Linked DNA regions of Homo sapiens: region 2 is linked to region 1. Evidence: chromatin contacts called from ENCODE Hi-C or POLR2A ChIA-PET data. All regions are on one chromosome and are shown on one strand. Each heading gives the region's core, a stretch centred on a gene start or an enhancer-like site at or near the end of the contact. The rest is flanking DNA. Distances are from core to core; before and after follow the strand shown. Region 1 holds the start of RNF216-IT1 (RNF216 intronic transcript 1). Region 2 overlaps WIPI2 (WD repeat domain, phosphoinositide interacting 2).

Evidence for each region. A loop is a pair of places that touch in the nucleus more often than their neighbours do. ChIA-PET counts read pairs that join two places held with the same protein, here RNA polymerase II (POLR2A). Pooled maps may share reads with other maps.
Region 2: a loop to region 1 is called in a pooled map, with 3 times the contacts of the local background. The contact joins the enhancer-like site here to the promoter of RNF216-IT1 in region 1. A Hi-C loop is called at or near these places in 1 of 37 single-sample maps with no recorded cell type and 2 of 50 pooled maps. POLR2A ChIA-PET finds 5 or more read pairs at or near these places in 2 of 52 experiments (activated B cell and activated T-cell).

Annotation. Positions count from the first base shown.
Region 1 is chr7:5,678,328-5,683,510 of GRCh38, reverse strand. It overlaps RNF216-IT1 (RNF216 intronic transcript 1), which reads left to right and starts at 3,050. Exons shown (of 3, transcript NR_046834.1): 1 at 3,050-3,157. The region is part of intron 13 of RNF216 (ring finger protein 216); the gene reads left to right. RefSeq lists enhancers at 806-855, 986-1,035, 2,989-3,048, 3,149-3,248.
Region 2 is chr7:5,216,042-5,220,725 of GRCh38, reverse strand. It overlaps WIPI2 (WD repeat domain, phosphoinositide interacting 2), which reads right to left. Exons shown (of 13, transcript NM_015610.4): 5 at 4,067-4,163; 6 at 3,539-3,636; 7 at 2,712-2,804. Among named protein-coding and RNA genes, the nearest start is that of WIPI2, 28 kb to the right of the region's middle. RefSeq lists enhancers at 1,568-2,277, 2,288-2,367, 1,226-2,425. Within about 2 kb of position 1,250, at least 9 of the 41 ENCODE cell types and tissues checked have a DNase peak (open chromatin) inside an H3K27ac peak, as active enhancers do.

The DNA of each region.
Region 1 (5,183 bases), core at 1,801-4,300:
GGCCTTGGTCTCTCCACATGGAGGATGGGGGTGATACGGGACCCACCTCAGGATGTGGTGAGCAGTCTGGCAGCACCACTTAGATATAGACACCTCTGGGCACTGTTGCAGGAAAATAGAGTTGGAAGCTGCAGTGAGCCTCCAACTTGTGGATTGTACCACTGCACTCCAGCCTGGGTGACAAGAGACCCTGTCTCTTTAAAAATAAAACAAAATCCAGCAAGGTCTTTTGTTTCCCCTTTTTTTTTAATGAATAAACAAAGAGGCCAGGAGCTGCTAAGGGCTACATAGATTCCACTGGCCCTGTCTTCATTCCTTCTACCATGTGATGCTGCATTTCTAGCTTGTGGTCTGGTGTCTGTTTTTTGTTTGTTTGTTTGTTTTTACCATATAATTATAATCATTGCATACATACAGTGTTGTGCCCTGCGGTTTTGTTTTTTGTTTTTTAACTTAGCATGACATAGCACTTTCTGCATTCTTAAGGAGTTTGTGACCCCGTCATGGGAGGTTGTCATTCCATCACACAGATTTATGTTGGTTTACCTATGCTTGCTCCTGAGTTGGAAATGTAGAATTTTTTTCTGGTTTTGATGCTACATTAACGCAATGCAAAGCTTTATATGTAAAGCTTTTTCTTTTTTAGAATTATTCCTTAGAATAGATCCCTAGAGTAGGACTCTTGATTCCAAGAGAATCCATTTGCTTAAGACTCTTGGAGCACAGTTTCAAATTTCTTTCCAAAAGTGTTGCACATGATTATTCTAACTCTATTACATGCTACTTATTTAAAAGTAAAAATGTCAGCCGAGCGCAGAGGCTCACGCCGATATCCCAGCCCTTTGGGAGGCTGAGGTGGGTGGATCATTTGAGGTCAGGAGTTCAAGATCAGCCTGGCCAAAATGTTGAAACCCTGTCTCTACTAAAAATACAAAAATAGCCCGGCATGGTGGTGGGCACCTGTAGTCCCAGCTACTCGGGTGGCTGAGGCAGGAGAATCGCTTGAACCCAGGAAGCAGGGGTTGCAGTAAGACAAGACCGCGCCACTGCACTGCAGCCTGGGCAACAGAGTGAGACTGTCTCAAAAAAAAAAAAAAAGAAAAAAAATGAAAGTAAAACTGTCATCTCTCCTTTAGGCCAGAGATTGGCTGCTCCAAGCTAAGTAGTAACATGTGCTCCATGGCTGCCCTTTTAGAGGGACGGGTGTGAGGGTAACCTGGTCAAGTAGCCTCTGAGGTGATTCCAAAGGATTTCAGAACAAGATAGGGATTTTTGGAGTCTAGATTTGAGAAAAAGTCAGTGTGGGCTGGCACGTAGGTACAGAATCTGCCAACTTTGCAATTTAGAAAAGGGGAAAGAAAGCCAACGGTTTTTCCTAGCAGCGTGGGCCCGCATGGCCTCAGGTGCCTGTGTCTGCTGAGTGGACAGGTCTGCAAGCATTTCTCCATCATCCCCACCCTGAGAAGAGGCAGCAGCCGGCCACAGAAGTGGCACACACAGAGCCAGAGTGCCAGTGGGCTGTGACCCATTGTCTAAGGTTGCTGTGGCACAGGGAGATGGTCATCTTTGTAGCATTCTTTAGAAAACCACTGGGGGTTACCACCCTTAGGGGCTACACAGATCCCGTCTTCATGTTGAACTTGCTTTTGAATTTGGCCTTTTCACCTCCTATCCTCCTTTTCTGGGTGTTTCCCGTTTATGTAGTCAGGATTGAGGGATGGCTGTTGATGAGATGCCATGGCCAGTCAGTAAGCCGGAGTGTTGAAGCTGAGCAGTGTGGTTTCGCAGTGTGGTCTGGTAAGTTGCAACCAGTGAGGCTTGGGCCAACATACCAGACAGAAAACTATCCCCAGTTGAGGAATGGGACTCGTCCTTGACACTTCCTAAGCAAGAACAACATTGAAAGGTTGTCAGTGTGGTCAGTGGGTAGGGTTAATCAAGGAGGAGGAAGACACTGTCCTTGGTGCTACAGGTCCTGCCTAGCCCTAGAGGCTTGAGAACACCCCTTGGAATAAACTAGAGAGGGAGGCACACTGGGTCAGGGCTACAGATTTCCTCCCAGAAGCTTAGAAGCTGCTGGGGACTTGGTAATCCACAGTTGTTTCTGTGTAGCTATAAAATGTGACGTGTTTGGGGCCAAGGATGACTTTTCTCTTTCAGAATAAAGTTTGTATTTTTTCCTAAAACAGGTAAATGATGGGAGATGAAACCAGATGATAATTCAGATTCTGGCCCTAGGTAATTGCTTGGATTTCCTGAGGTAGGGAGGTTCCTACATTAGGCATAGTATGAGAAACATTTAGGGTGCTGCTAAAGGCCCAGGTGGCTCTTCAGTGTCTCTGAAGAACCACAAACGATTCAGGACTTGTCCAAATTATAAGCAAGAGGCTAGGCGTTCAAAGAGCCAGGGACAAGCTGTTGAGGTAAGAACACAGGAGCTGAGACCCCAGTGTGGGAAGGGTCTGGGGTATCTGCGGGGTATGGCTGGAGGCAGCAGCATGAGAGGGAGTGAGGGGTGGGATGGCCTGAAGTCCAGGCTCTCCGCCATGGCCCAGCCAGAGGGGATCTAGGCTGGGTTTTGGACCCAGATAGGAGTGGGTTAGATGTGAGGTGCATTTTGGAGGCGGAACAGAAAGGACAAGCTGGAATGAGTGGGGGTAAAGAGAAAGGAGGAATTGGGTTTTGTTGCATGAGCAGCCAGTGGGTGGCTGTGTCCTTCAGGGATACAGGGGAGCCCAGGGGCCAGAAGTGGTGCTTCAGACATCTTTTGTCTGGGGTGCCTTTTAGATATCCAAGTAGAAGTGTTGAGTGCTGGGCGCGGTGGCTCACACCTGTAATCCCAGCACTTTGGGAGGCCGAGTCGGGCAGATCACAAGGTCAGGAGATCGAGACCATCCTGGCCAACATGGTGAAACCCCGTCTCTAGTAAAATACAAAAAAAATTAGCTGAGCATGGTGGTGCGCGCCTGTAGTCCCAGCTACTCAGGAGGCTGAAGCAGGGGAATCGCTTGAACCCGGGAGGTAGAGATTGCAGTGAGCCGAGATCGCACCACTGCTCTCCAGGCTGGCGACAGGGCAAGACTCCGTCTCAACAACAACAAAAAAAGAAGTGTTGAGTAACCAGTGAGCTGACAAGCCCACCACGTGGAGGACTCGGGTAGGAGACTTGGGCTTGGGGGAGTGGATCGCATTCTATGATGACAGAGCTAGCTGGGGGCAGGGCGGGGGACAAAGGAACCACTTCCCTGTTGGACCTTGAAGGCTGCATTAGAGCATGAAGAGACTTCCGGAAGAGGACACAGAGTGTTAAAGTAGAGGGGAGCGTGTGTTTCCAGGGCGAGCTCTGAGGAGGCTGGAAGCTTCAGGGCCAGCTCGTGGGGGAGATGTCCCTTGTGTGAAGAACGTGGACTTCTTCCTGATTGCAGCAGGAAGTCTATCCATGGTCATTAAACAGGGTAGTGAAATGATCAGATTTAGCTTGTCACATGATTATTCTGGTAGCAGAGGACTGAGGATGTAATGATCCCAGCAAGAGACTCCCAGGACCCTAAGGGACTCGCTGTGCATACAGGGTCCCTATTGTGTTTCTTAAAGCCGACTGTGGAGCCGCCTGGCTCACCTGCCCAGGGACTCTGGCCGCTTAGCAGAAAGGCGGGTGAGGGACCTGGAGGAGCATGATAGTCTCTCCTGCTGAGGGTCTAAAGATGCTCATTCCCACAGGGCCAGTTGTTAGAAATGCAGGCACTCACACAGATACGCTCTTCTCTCAGTGGTGCCTGCCTTTCTTTTTTTGTTTAATTGTTCCTTGCAGTAGCACATTCCATGGGAGATTCCATGACAGGGCTATTCTCTCGATTTCAGTGGTTTTGATTTTGTGTCTGTTGTCATAGCGCCTGGAGCTAAGCCTTATCAAATAATTGCACATCTGGTGATCACTTAGGCTTCCAGAAATGTGAGGCAGGGAGGACCCTCAAGGGACTCTGGTCAGCACTCCTACTGCTGAGAGGCTTCACCGCATTCCCCCAGACTCACCAACAGCCTCGTTACACTTGTTACGGTGTGTGTGCACCAGTGCGCTCAGCGCCTGCATCCTCACAACCCAGCCCCTTGTGAGGCTGGCCGGACCACAGCTTGCCCTGTTCTGCACCATTCTAGGGCTGAAGGATTTGCCCAAAATATGTCACTAGATGGTGACAAACAGGCCCTTAGTCCAGTGCCTTTAGCAGGGGCTGGCTGGAGCAGCATGGCCATGTTCAGATGCCTGTCCCACCACTTGTTAGCTGTGTGCACCGCCCCCCCGCCACCGCACCACCACCACCCCTACCCGAGGGTGACAGGATCCTCCTGAAAAGTCTGTTAGGAGGATTAAATGACTTGATAACTAAGATGTTTCATCCATAAGCACTCAATAAATGGTAGCTGCTGCTGTTATTCATTCCACTGTATCTAATCTCTGTACTCTTAAATTTTACAACTTTACTCAATAACTTTTAAAATATTCTACACTTGTGGCTCCCATAAATTTCCTCTTTGCTCTATTGAGGCCATTTCTAGTCCCTGTGTGATCAGGGTTATTGGAGAGCAACTGATAAACCAGCCATGCTCCCCACTTCCTCTCTAGGAGCTCGGCCTCCTCAGCTTGTCTGCAGACCTTTGCCTCTTAATTTATCCAGTCCAGCTCTCATGTCTTCCCTGATGAAGTGGAGTCGAGAAATCTGCTCCGTCACCTTCTGTGTGAGGAGCAGCCTCTGCAGCTTGTCCCACTGCTGTAGCTCTCACAGTGCAGGGTTTCCTGGAAGCGTGCTTGGAGGGTAGCAGGCCCAGGAGGCACAGTTGTGACTGGAGCCATGGCAGAGCAGCAGTTGATATTTGTCACTACGAGTGCCGGCCTCCTTATAAGCACTCCTTTTATAGATAGGGAAGCTGAAGCTGGGAGAGGTGAGGTCACTCACCTGAGGTCACTTTAGTAAGTAGCCATGGTGGACTACTCAGGCGGGCCCAGAGCCATTTTCCTGACCACCAGGTCATGTGGGGACGCCAGGTGGCATGAATCTCTGAATCTCATTTTTCTCTGCGCTTGGGGAGGTGGTAACGTAGGTCAGTCCTTGGCGATGGTTAGTTCCCTGCCCAGGGCCTGTCAGCCTTAACATTCTTCTGATCCTGTTTATGAAACGCAGGTAATA
Region 2 (4,684 bases), core at 1-2,500, 460 kb after region 1:
GACAGGAGAAACACTAGAGTCCAGGAGTTCAAGACCAGCCTGGGCAACATAACAAGACCCCACCTCTACAAAAAACAAAAAAATCAGCTAAGCCTGATGATTCGTTCCTGTTGTCCCAGGAGTGGAAGCTGCAGTGAGCCATGATCATGCCACTGCACTATCTCTGTGTTTGTAAATAGTAAAAAGTGGCTGGGCGTGGTGGCTCACTCCTGTAATCCCAGCACTTTGGGAGGCCAAGGCGGGTGGATCACGAGGTCAGGAGTTCACGACCAGCCTGGCCAACGTGGTTAAACCCCATCTACTCAAAATACAAAAATTAGCTGGGTGTGGTGGCGCGCGCTTGTAATCTCAGCTACTCAGGAGGCTGCGGCAGGAGAACTGCTTGAACCTGGGAGGCAGAGGTTGTGGTGAGCTGAGATCATACCACACTGCACTCCAGCCTGGGGGACAGAACAAGACTCCGTTTCAAAAAAAAAAAAAAAGCAAAAAGCAGCAGATGACCTAAGTGTAGAACACCAAGGAACTGTTTACATAAATTATGGTAAACTCATACAATGGGATAGTATACAGCTATTAGAAATCAGAATATAGGCCAGGCACAGTGGCTCACTCCTGTAATTCTAGCACTTTGGGAGGCTGAGGTTTGTAGATCGCTTGAGCTCAGGAGTTTGAAACCAGCCTGGCCAACAGGGTGAAACCCCATCTCTACAAAAAGTACAACAATTAGCCGGGCGTGGTGGCAGGTGCCTGTAGTCCCAGCTACTTGGGAGGCTGAAGTAGGAAGATCACTTAAGCCTGGGAGATGGAGGTTGCATAGAGCAGAGATTGTGCCACTGCACTCCAGCCTGGGTGACAGAGCAAGCATGACCCTGTCTCAAAAAAAAAAAAAACTGGTACTTGAGAACACTTGGTTCTCTCTGGATGGAGGGACACAAACTGAGCTTGTAACATTGAGAATTAGAGAATGAACTATTTTCTGCATCCATATACAAAAATAACCACGGCAAAGGTTTTGTCCTCTGCAGCCTAAACTTTCAGATGAGACATAATTTTGTGGCGCACGTCTACCGTGCAATACTAATTAATTAAGAGTTGTTTTGTTGCCACATGACCGCAAGATTCTTGAAAGCAGGATTAAGTCACAGGCCTCAGGGGGCCTCAGCACCTGGGACAGAGCGGGGCTGGGAAGGCCTTGCTGCTCTCACTCCACAGATGAGAGCATTCCATGTACAAGCAATCAAGGTTCCTCTTTATAGTCCAGAAAAAAAAAAATCTATTTTTATGGGCCTTAAAATTCCATCAAGTACTTTTGGGCCTTTATAAGAGCTACTAAAGAAACATTAACAGTGAGACTTTGATTAGTCAAAGGGTAACAGAATTTCAGGGCCATTTCAAAGGGAAAAGAAAAGGACAAGGTGCTATTGGGATAGTCTAGCATAATTAGAATCAAAGTCAGACTTGGAGTCTGACCCCTCTGTTGCTGCCCAGTTGGGCGGCCCCGGGCACACCGCTTAACCTTTCTGAGCCCTTGCTATGAAACAGAGAACTGTTTACCTTGCTGAGGGGAAACAAATGAGGTAATGAAGATAAAAGATCCAGGATAATTCACGACCCAGAAGTGACCCATAAGCGGTGACATCATTATTACAGAACTCGGGTGTGAGACTGAAGAACAAAGGCCCAGGCAGGAAAGCTAAGGAAGTGAGCCGACGTTTTATTGTATCTTCTCTGGTCAATAGTTTGAGGGGAGAGATGGCTTGAAAGGGGAGGCTATTTTAGGATTTCAATGAGAAGCAAAATCATATCCAAATCAAAGTAAAGGTCATCGGTGGCCAATGAAGAGCGGAGAAAACGGAGGCGGGAGAACAGACGCGACCTCAAGACAGAAGAATGGAAGACGCAACTTTCAAGAAAAGAGGAACTGAAACGAAAAGAGAGGCACAGTCCAAATGAGGAAGAGAACAAGGAGCCTTCAGTCTCCTGGGGGCCAGGGAGCCTCGCCACGCGGTCACAGGTACACGGGGACATTTAGAGGCCATCTCCTTTAAAGCCAGACATTCTTCTTACTGGAATCTCTTGAATTCATAGTTAGAAATACATATAAAACATTGATACATGACTTAAATACACTACTACCTACGGCAGCAACATATTAGAAACAAAGTCCCAAAAGGGTGATGTTGACATGAATCACAACTAAATACTGCGCGGCCATTACAAGTGTTTTTGAACTTAGACAAATGTCATGCAGAGTGAAAAAGGATAAATTATACCCATAGTAGGATCCCAATTTTGTTGACTAAAGAGAAAATGAAATACACTGAAATGTGTTCAGACTGGCTGGATAGAATTCTGTCTTTGCTTTTTCACATTTCATCACTGTCTGGGTTCTTTACTGTTATGTGGTAGTTTCATCATTTAGAAACACACTGGGTGAGCGGTGTGGTTACACACGGCACTTCTGTCTCCTCTGGACATTTCTGTATTTTCTACTACAAATGTGGACCAGCTCTCCCGTCCCAGTGGCACACTGCAAGCTCCGCTCACTCTCGGGCAGTACACGCCTGTGGCCTGACAAGTGGGTGGCTGTCTTTGCTTCTCCCGGAGCTGGTAAGTATAGGACCTTGCCTCTAAGGTGGCTGTGTGAACAGAACTGAAAAAGTCTGTGGACGCCTTGGCACCAGTGCTCCCCCGGGGAAAAGCAGACTCACCTTCTCCGAAGCCGTGGCAAGTTTAGTTCCACTTGCGTCAAAGGCCAGTGCCGCTAAAGGACTGTCGTGAGCCGGAATCATGTTTGCAGCTCTCTGAAAAAGGGACACCAATAAAGAGTGGCCACCGCACAGTGACCGCCCACGCCCCAGGGCTGACACTTGGTCCGCAAGTGCCAATTAGCTGTTCCTAAAACACCATTACGGTCCAAACAAATGCCAAACCCACTTGATTTACTGGGGCTGGGCATCCAAGGAAATGCTGCTCCAACTTTAGAAAAAGCAAAGCAATTTATCCCTAAGGTTTTCTATGTTCCTTCAAACATTCCCGTGGCGAGGAGCTCAGCACTGCTCTGAACGCCGCAGCAGATCCAGAAGCAGAATGAGCCAGACCTACTCTGCTACTGAGAAGAGAGCAGTGGGGCTGGGCGCGGGGCACCCGCCTGTAGTCCCAGCACTTTAGGGGGCCGAGGCGGGAGGATGGCTTAAGGCCAGGAGTTTGAGGCCAGCCTGGGCAACCCAGCAAGACTCCATCTCTACAAAAATAAAAAATTAGCTGGGTGTGGTGTTGCATGACTGTAACTCCTCGGGAGGCTGAGGCAGGAGGATCAATTGAGCCCAGGAGGTTGAGGCTGCAGTGAGCTAGGACTGCACCACTGCACTCCAGCATGGGCGACAGAGCCAGACCCTGTCTCAAAAACAAACAAACAAACAAAAAAGTGCAGCGGTTGTATTGCTGAGCCAAGTCAGGATGCCAGGGACACCACAGTGCTCCTCTTCAGGAAAAAGCCACACTTTAGAGAGCTATTCGAGCAGGAAAGGCATCTCACCAAATTAATGGTATCGAAGACCTGCACCTCTCCGATGGTCGCGCTCCCTGGGTACGCCAAGTAGCAGTTGTCGTTGTTGATTGACAGCGCACACAGGCCTGCAAATGACACACGGAGGACGAGATGCAAACTTCCACCTGAGAGTTCCTTCTTGGATGTCAGACATAATTCAGCATTCATTTAACAGAGCATTAGGAACAAATAATAGCTTGGATACAATCTTGTTTGCTGTGTTAGGAAAGTTCTGCAACCCCAAATCCCCACCTTAGGTGATACCAGTATTGTCAAGAGATTAAAGGCCTTTGGTTTGAACTGATCAGTAACCTCAAACTTGAAAGTTGATCAAACCAATGAGCTTATGTGGTCACATGACCAGCATCAGTAGGAAGGCAGCTTGGTTTGGGATCAATACTTTTAAAATCTGTCTCATCTGCGGAACCTATAAAAAGAAAAAATCTCTCTCACCTATAGCTATCTTTCAAGGGCAAAATCAGAAAAATGGGATTCTCTCCTCACAAGTTAGCTCACCTGCAGGGTTTGGAGGCGTCTCCCTGATCGTATGCAGCACCTTCATGTCCCGAATGTTGTGGATGTACAGGGACTCCTCCAGGCATACTATCAGCCTCTAGGCGAGAGACAAAACGAAACCAAACGTGAAGCAACGGCCAGTGCAATACCTGCCCCAATCTCCAGTTGACTGACTCCTGGACTATGACGCTCTCATTCCTTCTATTGTTATTGTATTTTATTTTTTTGGAGTCAGTGTCTCGCTGTGTCACCCGGGCTGGAGTGCAGTGGTGTGATCTCGGCTCACTGCAACCTCTGCCTTCCGGGTTCAAGTGATTTTCCTGCCTCAGCCTCCCAAGTAGCTGGAATTACAGGTGACTGCCACCAGGCCTGGCTAATTTTTGTATTTTTAGTAGAGATGGGGTTTCACCATGTTGGCCAGGCTGGTCTTGGACTCCTGACCTCAGGTGATCCACCCCTGCGTTGGCTTCACAATCTTAGTTCCTTCTAGAACACCATGCAGACCAATGTTAGAAGCGCCAAGGATACAGCTGCTTTCCATCAACAATCAAGAAGGAGCCAGGCCGGATGCACCTCTCCCTCATACTCACCCCATCTCTACTGGGAATTCTAACCAGG